Regions from separate parts of the Homo sapiens genome. Here region 1 is linked to region 2. Evidence: read pairs that join two places in POLR2A ChIA-PET (ENCODE). Cell type or tissue: PC-9. All regions are shown on one strand.

Region 1 (2,500 bases), 850 kb before region 2:
CAGAGTATATATTAAAGATCTGTATATATGACGTGAAAAATGAAAACCATCAAACTTTGTAGAAAAAATAGAATGGCACTATACATATTTCAAATTCTATTGTTGAAATTAGCTGGGCATGGTGGTGGGTGCCTGTAACCCCAGCAGGAGGTTGAGGCAGGAGAATCGCTTGAATGCAGGAGGCAGGAGAATCGCCTGAATGCAGGAGGCAGAAGAATCGCTTGCAGGAGGCAGAGGTTGCAATGAGCCGAGATCGGCTCCAGCTATGGGCAACAGAGCAAGACTTTGTCACACACACACACACACACAATAAAAAATTATATTGTTGAAATACAATTTCTGAGAGTTGAAATCATTTCCAGTGATATAACTGATCTACCCAAATCAACCTATACACAAAATTATAAAATGTTTTGGTGTCTACAGAAAATAACCATGTTCTTAAATTCAGCCTCAAAATTATAATACTGAAAGAAAACCCAAGAAAATGTTTTATAATCTTCATCTTGAATCTGCAACTAAGATTCTTCTTTAAGTATGTGAAATAATAAGAAGGTTCTAAATTTGAACGATGAAGATAATGTACCATACAAATTATATACATGAACATTGGTAGATCAGCATTTACTTGGATTTACAGTGAGTTTCACATTAAAGTAAACACTCAAACTATAGCAAATGATTCAAAGAAACTTCCTATAATCAAAGTGCTTCCATCTATCTTTTTATAGTACACTAAAAATTGAATTCACAGCACTCAACCTACTCCAATTAAGAAAAAAAAACTTAAAGCAACTTACCTAAACCTAAAATATCTTCAAAGTACTGCATTAGGAAACAAACACAAGCACATTTTAAAACACAGGCAGTTTTTTCAAGCCTCCACTATCTTAAGACCTTTCACATTTCACACAAAACACATCCATGAGCGAGAGGGGGGTTGGGACAGAGGTGAAAAGAACAAATGAGAAAGAAAATAATTTTGAGGTAGAGTAACATGACTATTACTGCCTTATAACTGGAATTTTACAAACTAAAACAATGTGTTGTTCTGGTTCAAGTATTTGACATTCTCTCCCTGGTATCATGAGTGATCTTGAACTGCATATTTGGTGCCAACCGGTACCTCCTGCCTACCCTTCCAGTTTCACTCTTTGCATTACCAAATGACTACAGCAGATTGGAATGTCACTTAGTACCAGGCATGAGAAAAACAAAAAGGTAAGCTGTGTAAATCAGCACACGGACTTCTGAAAGGAGGTCAAGCTGTTTAGGAGGATTCTTATCAGTAGTAACTTACAAAAGGAACCTAGAACCTCGACAGGAAAAGTGACACTAATGAAACCAGCTCACTGTTCAATTAAGTTTTCTTAATTAATTCTCTTTGCAAAACAGAATCATGGTGAAAAGAACCAATCAGTGAAGTAGATTCTCATTTAATTTTATGGAAACACTCTGTTCACTAGAATAATACTCTTAACTCCTGTTTTTGAGAATCTTCTATACTGTTAAATAAATATCCTAGGCTAACACATACACATATAGATTTCTAAAAAGTACATTCTGAAACAAATTCTTTAGGTAAGTAATGGAATACACAATAGGCATGAACTCAAAGACAGGGATACAGAATATGATAAGAATATGGTAAGATGTGTAAAGTTCCATGAAACAAAAACCTCAAAATCACTGATTGGGTTTTTATAACATTACACTGTTCAAAAAAATCTCATATAAGGATACTTTTGAAGAAGGTACTATCATTTCTAGCTATAATTGAACACAAAATAAGAAACGGCAACAAACAAGAATGCAGAGTCAACCTAGAACATACAATACTAAACCTAAACATGTTGCTGGAAATCTCTCCCCCCCCACAAGTTACATTACATGATACAAAGATAAACATATAAAATCAAGGGAAAGAAAAAACCCACAAATACTAATGATGACAATGCACTACAAATAACAACAGTATAAATGCCTGCCTTATGCTAAACATTGTGCTAATAAGTACTTTTTATGCGTTATCTACTCCAATTTTCACAACAACCCCATAAGGTAGGTATTATTACTGTTCCTGTCTTACAGATGAAGAAACGGGGCCTAAGGAAGATCAAGTAAGTGGACCATGTTCACAGAGCTAATACCAGTGGGCCAGAATTCATACTCTGGCAATTTTGAAACAAGTCACTTTCAACCACTATGCGGCACTGCGTCTCATCCTGCTGTATAAAAATAAGGGTGGAAAACACCCAGTTCCAGCAGTATGGCAGACTAAACAATCAGTAATCATTGTACTATACAATAATACAAAATGAACATTCTGTTTAATACACAGCTGAGTCTGTAAAAAAGAGAAATCCAATTAAAGGGAAGTAAAGGCTAGATGAACATATGAAAACATGCTCACCGACGGAAATCAGGGTAACAAATTGAAATTATTATTTCAAATACTTTAGAGCATATCAACAAATCTGAATATATTGAGGAGGGTGAA
Region 2 (2,500 bases):
GTGCACTCTAACATCGTATCAAAATTAACTCTATAGTAACACTTTTATTAGCAAGCTTTCAAGTAACACAAAGCAGCAACACTGGTGCCAGCTATCTGAAAGCTCATATGGCTTTTAAGAAAAACAGATAATCAACTACCAAAAATAATCTAAATGTAAAAAACTATCAGTTGTCAAATTCTATTAACTTTCAGCTTAATATTAACTCATTTGTATCAAAGGTTTCAAAAGATAGATGTAAAAATCATTATTCTTACTGTGCTAGTTTCAGGTTGAAAAACAGCCAAAGTAAAGTCAAGGTTAAAAAACTGAAGAAATTCTGCAACAAGACTAGCCACTAAACGACCTATAAAGATCAAGAAAAAGGTAAGTAAGCAAATCTTCAAAAACTGAATTTTTTAAATTAACATTATGAAATAGATACACTAAATTAATGGAAGAAAGGTTTCTAAATTTTTTAAGTTACAAATTTCCTCTTTGAATAATATGATTAAGTAATGAAAATCTCAATCTCCTGATTTTTTCACTGGGATCATCAGTCTGTAACTAACTGTAAGACAATCATCTCATAGATTTCAGTGTTTCGCTTTTTAATGGTTAATATTGGCTTTTTGTAGTAAAACTGGCTTTAAGCAACAACATCCCAAATCCAAAAATATGTAATAGCAACACGATTGTTGTACAATAAAATATTATTTTAAAATGAGGACCTATAACAATTGAAGACAAAAAAAAAGCCCTGAAATTCCTGATTTCTCCCAAATGGTATCAAGATTCAAAAATTCAGAGATAGATAAACAAGAACAAACTGAACATCTTACCGTCTTTGGTATTTAAAAACTTTTTCAGGCTCTCATTAACTAAAGGAGTTTTGTTCTGTTAAAAAAAAAAAAATTTAAGTGTCATGTGTTTACCCTAAAAACAACTACAAAATATAAAGTTTAACGTTTTCATTGATAAAATTATGGTTTTACAAAATCCATTCTACAACTGTTAATTACTACAGGACTTACTTTGTGCTATTTAGTAATTTCTCAAAGTTAATATAACAAAACCATATATGAAGATTTGTATTTTTAATTTTTAAATGTTTTATAAACTGCTTTTGAAGCTAGATATTTTCAAATACCTGTGTGAAATACAATTAAATGTCAACAACTGTTTATTATTTCAAATACATGAAGTTTGATAAAAGTTTTGTCATCTCAGGTATCTACCATTTATAGCATACTTACTATGAACAGGAATTTAATTATACACTTGTAATTCCCAGTTTATCCATGAAATGTGAGATGATCTTATGCGGCCCATAGGCCAACTTATTTTTGTAATTATACATTTATTTGAATAAGTATGGAAAAAATACTTCTAGACCATCAAGCCTGTGATTGTTGCTGAGAAGAGGCTACAGTAGGTAGCACATGGTAAGCTTCCTTAAGACCACATTAATTGCTGCTACAGTGGCAGCCTCATACACTGCTGATGGGAATGCAAAATGGCATAACGAGTTTGGACAGCAATTTGGTAGTGTTTCTTAAAAGTCACAAATATTCCTAGCATGTGACCTAGTCACTTCACCTCTACATATTTTCTCAAGAGAAATCACAGATCCAAGCAAAGACTTGTATGTGACTGTTCACAGAAACCTTATTTGTAATACTCAAAAACTGGAAACAGCCTAAATGTCTGTCAGCAGGTAATGGCTAAACTGTCATATCTGTACAATGTATTAATGAAATGATTTATTAATACATACCACAACATGAATGAATTTCAAATGCATTATGTTGAAGAAACAGACCAAAAAAAAAGAGTACCTACTATACGATTCCATTTATATAATTCTTAAAAAGGTTTGGGGTGGGGGAGAGGGTTACATAAGGGGCACAAGGAAAACTTTTGAAGGTCAAAAGTTTGAAGGATATGCGCAGTACCTTGATTGTGATGATCATTTCACAGCTGCATAAATTAACTATTAAAAATCAAATTGTACATATTAAATACTTTAGCTTTACTATAGGTCAATTTTACCTCAATAAAGTTGTTAAAATAAAAGACAAGGAGAGGAGAGATCCTCAAGGTAGTTGGTAGGCTGGTTCAGGGAATTCTAAGATAGGGAGTCAACTGAAATATTTTAAGAGAATGGAGGGACAGATCAGATGTGTACTATAAACAGCCAATCTAGGAGCAATGTGGAAAAAGGACTTCAGGGAGATGGTGAGGGACACCACGGAAACGGAGACTGGCAAGTAGGAAGGGGATAAGGCAATCTGGAAAAGAAGAAACAAGCACAAAGGAGGCAGCAGAGCACTCCCTTGGGGACACTTCAGATACACACCTGACAGACACAGAGCCAGGTGATGGCTGAGCAGGTGGAAAGAAGAGCAAGGCCTAAGAAACGCTTAGATTTCTTGCCAGATAAATGATGGTCCCATTAAGGGCATAATACAGTGGGCAGTTTAACATACAGGTCTGAAGCTCGGGAAAGAAACATGCATGA

What was found. Peaks named below come from ENCODE experiments on the same cell type or tissue, not always from the same donor. Only the 100,000 strongest peaks of a DNase experiment are listed, where the experiment ranks them.
Region 1: POLR2A ChIA-PET joins it to region 2 with 5 read pairs; 1 of 35 experiments calls an interaction of 5 or more read pairs at or near these places.

Annotation. Positions count from the first base shown.
Region 1 is chr6:167,848,691-167,851,190 of GRCh38, reverse strand. The region is part of intron 1 of AFDN (afadin, adherens junction formation factor); the gene reads right to left. Among named protein-coding and RNA genes, the nearest start is that of AFDN, 23 kb to the right of the region's middle. In PC-9, no CTCF peak of the experiment used is centred here; a DNase peak (open chromatin) is centred at 1,160; H3K4me3 peaks cover 1,071 bases; H3K27ac peaks cover 2,500 bases.
Region 2 is chr6:167,001,569-167,004,068 of GRCh38, reverse strand. CEP43 (centrosomal protein 43) reads right to left here. Exons shown (of 13, transcript NM_007045.4): 3 at 822-876; 4 at 258-346. Among named protein-coding and RNA genes, the nearest start is that of CEP43, 3.4 kb to the right of the region's middle. In PC-9, no CTCF peak of the experiment used is centred here; no DNase peak of the experiment used is centred here.